Regions from separate parts of the Mus musculus genome. Here region 1 is linked to region 2. The links are chromatin contacts, found by Hi-C or POLR2A ChIA-PET in ENCODE. All regions are on one chromosome and are shown on one strand. The core of a region is the stretch at or near the end of the contact, and the rest is flanking DNA. Distances in the headings are between cores, read along the strand shown. Region 1 holds the start of Smtn (smoothelin). Region 2 holds the start of Pik3ip1 (phosphoinositide-3-kinase interacting protein 1).

Region 1 (6,844 bases), core at 1,692-4,191, 210 kb after region 2:
CTCAAGCCTCTGCCTCTAGGGGAAAGGATTGGTGGTGGTATGGGTCACTTGTAAGGAAAGTAAAGTCTATATAATTTTTTGCCCTTGACAGAGAGCAGGGTCTGGTTGGTGGGGCTGTGGCCCCTCTCCCCACGGCCTACAGCAGGGCCTTGCTGGTGGACGCATATTACTGCTCTGCTGTGTTGGCCCACTGCCTCTGTGTATGGGAGGAGGAAGACCTTGAGTGGAGTGGACCAACCCAGTCTCTATCCCAAAGTCAGGTCCATACCAATTCACCCCTTTCTAACGCTGGCAACCTATATTTTGTATCACACCCCCCACACCACCCCTTTTCTTTTACAAGAAGCCAAAGCTTAAAGTAGAAAATGACAGACAAGACATCACAGAACCCATTAGGACCCACATTCTATCTCTCTACAGGTTCTTCTAGCCTTTCCCATGACTCTGGGTATCCCAAGACTTCCCCCCACCCCCGGAGTTTGGACCCTAATAAAGCTTTTAGCCTGGAGCGTTTGGGTATGTGGTTTCCCCACACAGAGGGGCAGTATGCGGGTGCTGCATCTGTGACCTGTCAGATACTGTGCTCAGCACCCAGCAGTTGTTCTCTGGTTTGTTACTCATTGCTGCCCATTATCACTGGGCAGGCCTACAGGAGTGGGCAGTGCCCATGCTGCTAGGAAGAGGCAGATCCAGCCTTCCCACACCTATAGCAGCCCATGGGTGAGTCCCAGCAGTTACTGTTTAAACAAGAGATGACAGTTGGGGGTGGGTAGGTACCAGGTCTCAGCACCTGACATGGACAGGAACATGCCACAAGAGCCTCTGGAGCAGCCAAATGGAACCAACCTGGCGCTGTTCCCTGAGCCTCTCCTCCAAACCCCTCCCCCTCCTTATGTACTGAGAAGTACATAAGAAGTGGCCTACATCCCTGGGTTGGCCACCCCACAGTACAGTAATAGAGCTACTTATTACCAGTTTTCGGAGGGCTCCTTCATCCAGCCCAGCTAAAGCCTCGTCTGCCATCTTGCTGGCCCCTAATTCCTTCAGTATGTCAGCTCCCGCCAGGTCCTGGTGGCACTCAGAATTCTGCAAAAGGCAGACATGAGTTAGGTTGCTGAAGATTTTGTAGAAATCTCGGTCCCCTGGGGTTTATGCCTCTGTTGCCCTCTTTAGCCCATAAGCGTTCATGTCTTTCCTGTCCTACCCTGACATGTGGCTCCTGGCTGGGAACTGTCCTCTGCCCCAGGGTATTTTGCTGAAGAAAAAAAAAAAAAAAAAACCTCACCAAACCAAGAATAGGTGTTTCTGTTTCAGCCTTACCAGCTTGGCTGCCAGTCTGCCCTGTGGTCTAAGTTGACATCCTGACTAAGCCCCACACAAGAAGGGCCTGTACCTAGATGGAGAAGAGGACTCAGCAAGGCCCACCAAGCCATGCTTACCACCAGGGGGTACACGCCAGTCTCTAGTTACCTGCCATACCCACTCACCTCTAGGGGCCACCGAGCCTGCCCCTCCACCCACCTCCACAAGCTGGGCGTCTGGCTGTGGGCTGAGCCCATATCCAATTCTTACTAAGACTGTCATTCCCACAGGTATGGGAGCTACCTGTGTCTGGCAGTTCTTGGAGCCAGCCTTCAGTTTTGACTCCTTTCCTCCCTGATGTCAGCAGACCTGACCTTGGGGAGCCAGGTGTCCCTCTCTCCCTGTCCATTCACACACTCAGAATTCACTCACAGTTCACTTTCCAACTGGAAGGGCCTTGGGAAGCTGACCCACCCAACCTCTGGACTTCAGGCAAACTGAGAGGATGGGAGATGGTCAAAGATTCATCACAGGGGGTCAGAAAAACTCAGACTCAAAGGGCAGAAAGAACCTAACACAAATCTTGGTGACTTCTGCCTTCTGAAGTCCCCTTCCAAGATGCTGCCCAAGACTCCAGGCTGTTTGTTTCTTGTTCAACCACTGACCGTCAAAATGGATTCCTAAATCTGGTGCCAGTCTCTAGCCCAAATCACTCCTTCCTGGAGTCCCCAGTGTCTCTGGAATTTGTGGTTCCATGGTCTAGCACACCTGGATGTTTTGCTAATGTGGTGACTGAAATGGCCTCTGGACCCCCCACCTCCATTGATTCATCCCGAAATCATCCACTCCCTCTCTACAACAGTCACTTGGTGTGAGTCACCCCATCCGGTGAATGGGTCTGGGGGAGTCCCAGTGCGCACTAGTTGGAGTTGGAAGGCACTGCTAGAGTCTTTACCTCCTAGTCTAGATACTCTGTCTGGGGTAACTACCCCTCCCCAGTGCCCAATCTTAAGTATTGTGGACATGCTATGCTTCTTCATGTTGGGTAAGGGTGTTGTTAGTTCCAAACCTAGGTGATACTCGGGACTGTCTGCTCAGAAATTCCTGCCACTGCTTGCCACCATTCTCATGGCTTCATGCTACAGAGTTTTCAGTCCTGGGGATTGTTAAGGCCCTGCGAGAGATGGGTCAGGATCTGGGAAAGATTCCTCGAGGTATCAGCTCCCTATAGATTAGTGTCTCTGGGGATCGAGAAGCCTCTTCCAAGTCCATAGAGTCTCTTCAAGACTCTTTCCCCAGGGTCTCAGAACTTCAACCATGTGTCTTTGGAGTTCTCGTGATTTGGCTAGGGTTCCCGGACCTGGGAGTTTCAGAATCCCTGTCCAGACATCCAGGTTTCACACCCCCTTCCCCGGACTCATCCGGACTCCTAGAGTAGACCCGAGATCCTCATACCCACCTCTCAGTCCGGCCCGCCGTTCCGGCGCAGTTTCGTGTTAGTTTGGTCGGGACCCGGTAGATGCAGTAGAGACCGGCAGACCGACGGGAGGAGCCGCAGCCCAGGAGCCCAGGCCGGTTCAGCAACGTACCCTGGACTCTGCTGCAGACGCCTGTCCCGCGGCGCCAGCCAGATGGCTGGCTCCGCCCTGCCAAGCTGTCCCAGCCAATTCTCTGTTGAGACACGCCCCTGCTCTGGTCCCATTGGGAAAATTCAATTTTTTAGGACCCGCCCCCAAAAGACTCCAGCCCCTCACTGTACAGGCATGTTGGGTATTGTAGTTTTGGGGACTGCTGTTGCGAGGTCCTAGACATCCTCGGGTGGGCTTCACCAGGATACAGGCTCTAAGCCAAAGTCCGGAATGTGCCACAAACCGGGCAAATAAGTATCTTGGGATCCTGTAAGCCCTGAGCGGTCCTGACAGCCCCTCCCTGCCCTCCTTTTTGTTCTTGAGACCACATCCTTTCTCCGGACTCCACCCACTAGGCGCCTTAGTACACAGACTGCCCAGTCAACTCAACGCTCAAAGGGCGCTTTCGGGACACCTGGTCTGTGCCACCTCAGGGTAAGGAGACTGGGTGACCAGCAGCATTTTGACAATTATTGAGTCGCCCAGGACATCTGAGATGGAGCAGGATCAATCATATCGTACCTTCCTTGCTCATATATGTAGCATGCTCTCCCAAATTCTTTAAAGTCTGCCTCTGAGACCCCCGAAGTTCTAAATAGGGAGTATGAACCTCGCAACTCAACAAATGGGGGAAACTGAAGATCCCAAGGAGACAATACAAAGAGTCAACCAGGAGACCCAAGAGCTCAGACCCTGGAGGGAAAGCTTCCCTGTCATCCTGGAGGCTGTGGAGCCGCCCTACTGGTCTTGCCTAAGAAAAAAGTAGGGTGGAGCCTGGGCAGATAAAGTCTGGAGTCCAGCTTGATAAATAAAAACTGTAAATCAAATAAAAACCATAAAAGCACCAACGTATTTCTTGTGTGTGTGTGTGTGTGTGTTGTGTGTTGTGTATCAGATTATAATATCCATAACAACTTAATGAGATTTGACTGTTCCCTTATACAGATGAGACAAAAGCCTATGGGTAATGGAGTCGAGGTTCATCCCACCTAGCAGGGATTCTAATCTCTGCTAACACTATAATGTGGAACTGAGGTAGGGCTGAGCTGGCTCCTGTAGTCTCTCAGAGAGCTCCAACTCAGATTTCTCCAAGACCAACCTTTACACACCCAAAGAGAGGACCTGTGTCCATTTAAAGTCTTTTTGTTTCCTCCCACAGCCCCAAGAGGTGGTCCTCTCACCTTATATATTGGAAAATAAGACCTAGAGAAGGAAGCCCCTTGCGGGGGAGGCAGAAGAAATGCGCCAAACCGACGAAGACGCCGGCTGTGGAGGTTTCCTAGTCTTCCCTACCTGAGTGGGAAGCCGATTGCTCCAGTGAACCGCCTGCTCGCGCTGGCTGAGATCAATGAATGGCCGAGGTGGGTGCCTGTTTCCGGGATTGTCTATTTAGCGCTGTGCGCCCTCACCCTACCGCTTGTCAGGCCCTGGCCCGTCTCCAGACTGACCTACCTTGCCTTTTTTTTTTTTTTTTTTTTCCTTCTTGCCAGGGATGGTGCCATGTAAAAAGGTATCTGGTAGTGGTGGTGATGGTGATCTAGGCATCAAAGGGCGACCCCGTGCAAGTGGTGAGAACTTTATAATGTAGGCAGGGAAGAGAAAACGTCCCGTGAATGTACAGCAGGCACTGAAAGTCAGATTGCCAAGATAACAACTGTGCAAGACAGTCGGATTCTACAAGAAGGAAGTTGAAACCCAAGGTGGTAATGGCACTATTATCGCAGAATTTTGCCTAGAACCAGAGCACCTTTCCTCCCCTTGTTATTTCTAAGATGGAAGAAATCCTGGAGGGCTCCTCGGAGGTGGATGCTAAACATCATTGAAGATGAGTACAAAGAAAGTCATCAGATGGAAAGACATTTTTCAGAAGAGTAAAATCTGAGAGGCTTGTGGGTAAGAAAAGGAGGTGAGCAGAATGTGGGTAGAATAAGAAACAGGGGTGGTATTATCTGGGAACAGCCAGATGAGAAGGATGAATGAATTTGGGAGGACCTGGGAGGCTTGAGTTTCTGTCTGCTCATCTGTAAAAGCTGCAGAACTGACCGACCGACTGGCTTCCAGGCCTCCAAAGGGCTATAAGAGGAAAGCTCTGGATTCTTCCACATCCAACCCCGTTCCTGGCAGAGTTGGGGGGAGGGGCAGACACATCTCGTGGGCCAAGGGCAATATTTTGCTCCAAAGCTCAAGTCCAAAAATGATGGTTTTACCAAGCTGGCAGCCTGGTTCCCTGAGCCATTCCGGCTTCTTCTGCCCCAGACAGGGCCCGAGCCTGCACCTGGAGCCAAGCCTGCATCTGGGGCGGAGCCTGCACCCGGGGCCAAGCGAGTGGCAAGAAACGTGATGCTTTCTTGATGCTGTTTCTGCCCTATGCATGGCCTCGGACTTCTCGGAGACTCAGTTTCCTTCTCTGCACAGTGGAGATCAATGCGTTCGGTGGTGATCTGGGCATTTCTAAGCATCCCTCCCAAGCTGTACAACAGAAAACCTTTCAGAAAGAGCTTAGCCTTAGGAGATGCCTGTAAGTGGTTACAAGGCCGACTGAGGCCTGACCCTTGGAGTGTGAAGTGATCGAGGAGGCCGATGGGCAACAGAAAGAATCAGGGAGTGAGAAGTGGCTTGATGGCTGATGGTGCAGGCAAGGCAGGAGGAGAGATGGTACCTATATTCTAAAACCCACTGAGAGCAGAGTGTAGAGGAAAGGAGCAGCAGGAGCAGCAGGCGGCAGATGCTAGCTGTGAGACCAGACAGGAGCAGTCTAGCAAATGAGGCCATGGTTCTGAGATGGGACTGGGTGGGCCCTTCCCCCCTGTTGGTAGAGCTGAGGCCCCCATGGTCACAGCCAGCAGCTTGAGGAGCAACATTGATGACCTGCTTCTCAAACCAGTTTGGCAAGTCTGTCACATGTCATCCAGCTGTTGTGTCTCTGGGCAACTATGCTTGACCGACTGCCATCCTTGGAGGAGAGAGAAAAGACTACAGAACAGCTACTGGGAAGAGGGGGCACCAGAAGTACAGTCCCAGGGACAAAGGGGAGGGCTCGTGTGGGCTAACCTGGACCCCTGGGGACTTTTAAGGGGTCCCGAGTGCTGGGAGAAAGATGTATCCGTAGTATGATTTGGACCCTGGTTCCCAGTACACATGTAGCAGTTCCAGCATAAGGACCCTTGAGTCCAGTGAGATGTCACCTCTGCAGAGATGAGGCAGTCTCAGTGAGGCTACGGCATCTGACTCCTCACCCACAACTCAGACACAGACCCTTGATCCTGATCACTGAACAGCTGCCCTGTGGGAGCTTGGCCCATCTGATACTTTGTCAGATTTTTAAAACCAGTTCTCTGACTACTAGTGAATGCAGGAGCCCTAGATGTCTGTTTCATGGTACAGATACCTTGAGTCCCAGAGAGGACAAGGGGCAGGCCTCAAATCACACAAATCTTAAATCCCGTCTTTCTTTCTCAGGGTTCGATACACCTAAGCATGAAAAATAACACCAAACCTGGTACATATTGATCACCTACTGTGTGTATGGCACATATTGAGCACCTGCTGTTTATACTCAGCTGTCAAGTAGGTACTGGGATATACCCAATTTACATAAGTAAAAACAACTGAAGTTCAGAGACAGGGTAATTCTTATCCAAGTTGACATAGTGAGTTGATGGCAGAGTTTGCATTTTAGCCCAGATGTGTGGGCCTTTTTCCTTCAGCAGACCCAGGATTCCTTCCTGGATACATAAAGAGCTGTAGATAGGAGAGCAAATTGCTTCCTCCAAGGCCCCCAAGGCAAGCAGCATAGACTCAAAGCCTCTGTGCAGGCCAGGCCTTTTTGGGGCTGGCAGGAAAGTGCTAAGACTGCAGAACCTTCCCAGAGGAGGCGGCAGTGGTGGGAGGGAGGGTTTAGCACCAACCTCAGA
Region 2 (6,999 bases), core at 2,264-4,763:
CTTGCAGCAATACTCCCGACTCTGCCCTCCAAGTGCTGAGACACAGGTATATACCACCATAACAGTCAAGTATAAGATATTCTTTACAGTCATCCTGTGAACGATTTATCATCATCTTCATTTTACAGAAGCCCTCCTCTTCCACATATCCTTATGGGTTTTAGCAAACTGCTTAACTTCTGTACGACTGATTCATTGTACAAGGAGGTATGTCTACACAGTTTCTGAATGACTTTAGAGACAGGGTATAGAATGCACTAAGAACAGCAGCTGTCTCGTGAATGTCTCCCAATGTTAGATACAACATTTATTACTGTTCCGTGGCAAACCATTCTTTGGAATATACTGGGTGATCAGATTTCTGCAGAGATAGTTAGGTTATCCATCCCATCCTGCAGGCAAGTCTAGGTCAGTCTCTTAGCAATCCAGAGAGGGATGTGAGGGCCTAACACTAAAGTGAAAATACTTTGGCCCAAAAGACTTATAAACTGACTAATGGCCTTAAGTAACTGAAAACCAAGACTTTCCTGGCCACTCTATAACCTGTTGCCGTGGTCTTAATTTTTCTTTTTCAAAAACTGCCATCACCAGGTGTGGTGGGTGGCACATACCTTTGATCCTACCACTCCGGAGACAGAACAGGCAAATCTCTCAGTACAAGACCAATCTTGGGCTGGAGAGATGGCTCAGTGGTTAAGAGCACTGACTGCTCTTCCGAAGGTCCCGAGTTCAATTCCCGGCAACCACATGGTGGCTCACAACCATCCATAATGAGATCTGATGCCCTCTTCTGGGGTGTCTGAAGACAGCTACAGTGTACTTACATATAATAAATAAATCTTTAAAAAATAATAAAATATTACTGCCAAAACAAACCAAACAAAAAAGTGCAGGCAATAGTTTTATGAATTATTTGTTAAAGAAATATTTTAGTCAAAATTACAAATTATAAGGCAATCTCTTTAAAAGTATGGGCTTCCATGTCACATATGCTTGATGTATAGTTTTGGATTTTTCAGTCCTGTTGATGGAACTCACAGCCCTGTGCGTGCTAGGTAACTGTTCTGTCACTGAGCTACGTACTTAGTCCCACGTTGTTTATTGGTAAGATTCATTCTTAATTATTGTATTTTTATTTCTGTGTATGTGAGTGCTGGTACCTGTGGAGCCAGAAGAGGGCGTCAGATCTCTGGGGTTCCTCCCAGAATAGCAAATAGAAGTGAATTTATTTCAGCTGCTGTTGTTCATGTGCCTCTATAGAAAAACGTGTTTTTGTGGCTTGTGGCTTGTCCTTGTGATTGAACACCTTACTCATGTGATTCTTCTGATGTTCTGAGTAAAGCTGGCTATTGCATGTGACTCTCTCCCCCAGACTCATGCCACCATCTAGTGTGGAAAACAGCCCTCCTGCCTCACCTTCCTATGATGGGCATGCACCCAGCTTGTATACGTTCTCTATCCAGCTAAACACACTCCATTTGTCTCTCTCTTGCCTTGTATCACTTTCTTTTCTGTGATAATGCTGATGTTTTAAATATCATGCCTCTCCCATCCAGAATTTAAGCTTCATAAGAGTACAAATTCAAATATTTTTGTTCACACAATGAAGTCCCAGTATCTAAAAATACCAGCTAATATGGAGGTTTTCAAAATTAAATATTTGTAAAATTAACAAAAACATTTACCAAACTTTAAAAAAATATTTTTTTGGCACAGTGCCTCGTGTAGCCAGTGCTGGCTTCAAACGTCCTCTGTACATGCCCAAGGATGACCTTGAACTTCTGACCCTCCTGTCTCCGACTCCAGAGCTGGGATTCCAGACTTGTACTCCCCTACTCAGAATGTTGCATTAGGGATCAACAAAAGGGTTCTGACATGTCAACTGAGGTGTTTTAAAAGGACAAGGCTCTGCACCTATGAGATCTGAGCTCAAATCTTTAGCGCACACATTAAAAGCCAGACATGGTTATGTGTACCTAAAACCCAGCACTGGAGAGCATAGACAGGGTCCCCACAACTGGAGAATGTAGCCAGGAGCCAGCAGCCCAGCTTAAAGGTCACACTTTTGGTCCAGTAAGAGAACCTGTTTCAAGGTAGTAAGACACTGGGCATCCTGTTCTGACTTCCTTATTTACACACATGGGCACACACCATGTGATCTGACCCTACACACACACATACCACACACATATATACACACCACATGCACACCCCCCCACCCCTCCCCAACCCCACCCCCACACGCACACACACGCACTCTTTGGGGGGCGGTGTTTATATGTGTGTTTTGCCAGCATATGTGTATGTGCATGACTGAGTATCAGAGGAGGGAGTCCATATTCTGGATCTGGACACAGATGGCCTTATGCTAAGTGCTGGGAACTGAACTAAGTGCTCCGCAAGAGCAACAAGTGCTCGTAACTAATGAGCCACCTCCCCAGTCCGGACAATGGTTTTAAAAGGCATGTCAGGTGGTTTGGGGACATGGTTCAGAGACTAGGAGTACTTGCTGCTCTTCAAGAAGAGCTGACCCGAGTTCCACTGCCTACTTCAGCTACCTCCCATGGTCGACAACTGCCTATAACCCCAGTTCTTGAGGCCCTGAAGTTTTCCTATGGCCTGAGTACAGACACAGATAAACCCACAAATAAAAATAACCCTTTTCTTCTTAAAAGACACATCAGGGTTCAATCACTTCTCATAGTTAGAATCACATTAGCTTTCCACTATGATAAAGTCTATAAAACTTACTTCATAGTGTTATTTTTTTCCTCCCTACATTGTGGCAAGATCAAAACAGAGTTTCTATTCTTGGATTTGCCCCAGTCACAAGGTAGTCTTGGCAAACCACCCTGTTCTCTCAGTTTACTGAGGCTGCTTGGGAACTTCAACTGCCAGCCAAATAGAAACTCCAAAAGCCCTAAGTTATGTGGATGTGGTTTAACTGTAGACACAAATTATTGCAACTAGATTTCCTATATACTGCTTGAGGGGAGTTGGAAGGAAGACATTTTACTTCTGGGCTGGTAAAAAGGGTGGACTTTACAATATAGCTAAAGGAATTCAATGTTTGTGTAACATGTATTTTCAGCTAATGATACCCTTTCTGTGTTCCTACTATATATGGATAACCCAAACCTCAAATGTTAGTAAAGGAATGTGACTGAACTGGCCCTAGCAAAGTACAATTTAAATATATTGCTTCCAGACAGATAATTCTTAGTTGTGCTGTCTATGTGGTCTTAAATTCTTCCTGCTTCTGCAATCAGCATCCGCTCTTACAACTGTGTAGTGCTTTTGGGGCTCCTAATCCACCCCACTCCACGATGCCTTCTGACACAGTGACTCTGTACTCACACTGGTGGAAAAGGAAGAAAAGCCCTGGGCATGCAGTTGTGCAGGTCTCACGCGGAGCTGCTGCTAAGCAAAACCTCTCTGCCACTCTCGGCTTGGCTGAGTTCCTCTCTTGGCTCAGGGTTAGTGATCTGGTAAGGTCTAGGAGGCTTAGGACCCAGGGGGCGCCTTTCAGCTGAAAAACACCTCGGCTGCAGCAAGCTAGCTGGGAAGCTCCCAGTTCTAAAGAGAGGCTGTTTACCAGAAGAGCATAACAGGGGCCGGCCAGTCTGACTGCAAGGAGACAAAACTGCTGCCAAGGAGGACCCCCCCCCCCCATTTGGACACTGGCTGTTGAGTCACCTGCGAGCCGAAGAGACGAGGATGCTGTTGGCTTGGGTACACACATTTCTTCTCAGCAACATGCTTCTGGCAGAAGCCTATGGATCTGGAGGTGAGATTACGTTTTCTCCCCCTTTCTGCAGCAACTTAAATGAAACAGATTCCCCAAACGTGGTCAGGCCGACAGGGAAGGAAGGTTTTGGCTGCTTTTCTCGTTATCCTACGAAAGCATTCTTCTCTCCTCTCTCCTTCCTTGCCAGAGGCTTGCAGCTCCATCTTTGCCATTAAGAACAAAGACAAGTAGTCACTTTCTCTTTCCCTTTCCTTTCACACGAGTGGATGGAGTGGAATTCGTCTCTTCTACTCCCCAGAGTCTTACCCTTTTAAAGTCCGTTTGCTTTGTGTGGCAGGCGCACGAACCTCCCCTCTCCAGCCTCCTCCCGTGGCTCTCTGCTGAGGGGAGTGGGAGCTTAAGAGATGAGGCAGAGACCCTCAGCTGGGGTCTCTATTGGATCTTTTGCTTCCCTGAATCAAAGGCTTTTGTGGAATTCTCTTGGGAGCTGGCGGTGTCTGTTAAACTAGCAGAAAGTGGCTGTATTCGTAGAGAAGGGAACACCAGTTTATATAACATTGACTTCTCAACACTGGGATGACTTCCATGTCTGACTGCCCAGAACCAAACTCACCATCTCCACAGAAAGACCTTAGGGAGAAAGACCTTCTTGTACCTTCAAAGTGGTCCCAAGTCCAAGAATAACAACCCTTTGCAGTTGTGCAGCGATCTTAAGCTTTTTTAAAAGGAAGGAAGGAAGGAAGGAAGGAAGGAAGGAAGGAAGGAAGGAAGGAAGGAAGGAAGGAAGGGAAGGGAAGGGAAGGGAAGGGAAGGAAGAAGAAAGCTAAATCGAGTGTTGTGTGTGGACCAAACGCCGCCAGGGGCGTGACACTCTGAGGTACACAGGGCTTTCTCCCGCGGGGCCAGAGAAACGCACTAAGAGTCTCGGGCGGGTTCCTCTTCCTCATAGGCTGCTTCTGGGACAACGGCCACCTGTACCGGGAGGACCAGCCCTCGCCCGCGCCGGGTCTCCGCTGCCTCAACTGGTTGGCCGCGCAAGGCAGCCGCGAGTCGCTCACCGAGCCCAGTGAGTGTCCGCCGGGGAGGCGGGCGGGGTTGGTGGGCGGCGGCCGCGGCCCTTGACTCCTCTTCTCCCCACCTCAGGCCCGGGCAACCACAACTACTGCCGGAACCCGGACCAGGACCCGCGCGGGCCCTGGTGCTACATCAGCAGCGAGACCGGCGTCCCTGAAAAGCGGCCCTGCGAGGACGTGAGTTGCCCAGGTACTCGCCCTGGGACCACGGGTAAGGGACTCCAGCCCTGTGCGCCGAGCAGCGCTGCAGCGGTTACACCCGCCGCGCACGTGCGGCCGCTCGACGCCCGTCCCGCCCCGTCCCCACCCCCGCGCCGTCCGATTGGCCAGAGCTATCTCCAGGCAGCGGAGCTCAAAGCCCATTGGCCGCCGCAGCATTCGGAGTGAGCTCATCCTCTGCGAGCGCTTGTAAACAACGGTGGGAGGCAGCTTGCCTGCCTGTTCCGCCAAGCGCCCCGCCAGCCTTTACTGTGTAGCGGATGCTGTGAGCCAGGCCCCATGCTCACAGTCCCCGGGGAGAAGCTGTGTGAGGGCTCTGAGTCACCCAGAAGTTTGACCACCTGCCAAAGGCAATGGGTGTGTTCTGATTTGAATTCAAAGCTTTTAGACTTCAGAAAACTAAAATAGTTCTCTAGGATTAGATGAGGTGGTCAAGGTTAAGCACTTAACACTGGGATTGGCAGGAATCTTGTACGCAGTGTGGATTGTCTTCTGCTGTGAAGACCTGTGCAGTCTCTGGAGAAACCGCGTGGCAATCCCAGCAAGGTGTTGGAAGATCACAAAGACTGAAGCAGACAAGTGGGAGGCCAGAGAGAGGCTATTGTTTCTTGAGACCATTTCCTCACATTTGCCTTGTAATATCCCAGCATCCGTGCAGCCCTTTCAGGCCTGATTTTGCCCCTGGGGCAGGGGAGTTGTTTTCCCCCTTTCTGTTTTTGTGATAGGATCTCATTTTGCGGCCGGCTTGTTTGGCTGGCAGGGATTCACAGAGATGTTCCTTAATTCAGGTGTTCACCACCACTCCTGGCCTGGGGCAGGATTTGATATCAGTTTAGGGGAGCATTTTAGGGAAGACCCTTCCCGAAACATCCCCAACAGTCTTGTCAGGTTTGGCTGTAGAATGCACTTAGGACAGTCTTTGATGAGAGCTATTTCTCACCTCACCTCCAGAGACCACTTCCCAAGCACCACCGCCATCCTCTGCCATGGAGCTGGAAGAGAAGTCTGGTGCACCAGGTGACAAAGAGGCACAGGTGTTCCCTCCTGCTAACGCCCTACCAGCCAGGAGTGAGGCAGCCGAGGTGCAGCCAGTGATCGGGATCAGTCAGCTTGTGAGGATGAACTCCAAGGAAAAAAAAGACCTAGGAACTCTGGGTATGGCTACGTGGGATGGGGTTCCTCAGATGATATCATTGGCTGATTGTCCAGGGTGTGGCTAATGGGACCTGGTGTCCTGTCCTTTGCAGGCTACGTGCTGGGCATTACTATGATGGTGATCATCCTCGCTATTGGAGCTGGCATTATCGTGGGCTACACTTACAAGAGGTGGGTCCTTTCTCCTCCTGGATCTCTCGGGATAGGGCTAAGGAAGACATGAAAACAATATCACATCAGCTTCTTGGCGTCTTTCAAAAGGAAGTAAGGCATTGAATCAAAATCAGCTCAATAGTAGAGATTTGGTTTTAGTCACTGCCTGGTGATCTTGGGCCCTCAGGGCAAGGAATCCTCCTGTCTCAACCTCTTGGAAAATGGGATTTCTGAGCCCTTGTCATCATGCTCCGAAGGAAAAGAGATTCATTTTGTTGAGTTTTAAAATTTTGCTACTAAGATAGGTGTCCTGCTTCATACATACTCTAATCCCAGAACTCAGGAGACTGAGGCAGGAGGTTTACAAGTTTGGAAACTGAGGCTCTGTTTCAAAAAGACAAAAAAAAAAAAAAAAAAAAAAAAAAAAAGTAAAAAAGCAAAACATCTTTAATCTCAGCAGGCAGGAGGTGAGTTACCTCAATCTGTAAGGCAGAGTGAGACTGTGTGTCAAAACATTCCACTATTGAAAAAGGTCCCTAGCCCCTGGTCTTAGCCCCTGGTCTTGAAGTCTCATATTGGGGCTTAAATGTCATCAGTGGGGTGTCTTCTAGCGTAGGGAGAAGAAAATAAATCATTACAGAAGAAAACCCA

Evidence for each region. A loop is a pair of places that touch in the nucleus more often than their neighbours do. ChIA-PET counts read pairs that join two places held with the same protein, here RNA polymerase II (POLR2A).
Region 1: a loop to region 2 is called in a map of v-Abl transformed pro-B cells, with 2.4 times the contacts of the local background. The contact joins the promoter of Smtn here to the promoter of Pik3ip1 in region 2. A Hi-C loop is called at or near these places in 1 of 37 maps with a recorded cell type or tissue (v-Abl transformed pro-B cells). POLR2A ChIA-PET finds 5 or more read pairs at or near these places in 1 of 5 experiments (embryonic stem cell).

The regions. Positions count from the first base shown.
Region 1 is chr11:3,536,351-3,543,194 of GRCm38, forward strand. It overlaps Smtn (smoothelin), which reads right to left and starts at 2,942. Exons shown (of 20, transcript NM_001284427.1): 1 at 2,762-2,942; 2 at 973-1,086. The coding sequence starts at 1,023. It overlaps Gm11946 (a long non-coding RNA gene), which reads left to right. Exons shown (of 6, transcript XR_001780145.2): 2 at 1-260; 3 at 421-3,365; 4 at 4,090-4,291; 5 at 4,421-4,836.
Region 2 is chr11:3,327,218-3,334,216 of GRCm38, forward strand. Pik3ip1 (phosphoinositide-3-kinase interacting protein 1) reads left to right here and starts at 3,514. Exons shown (of 6, transcript NM_178149.4): 1 at 3,514-3,787; 2 at 4,698-4,814; 3 at 4,892-5,011; 4 at 5,992-6,195; 5 at 6,288-6,366. The coding sequence starts at 3,718. Gm12592 (predicted gene 12592) reads right to left here and starts at 3,973. Exons shown (of 2, transcript NR_165248.1): 1 at 3,697-3,973.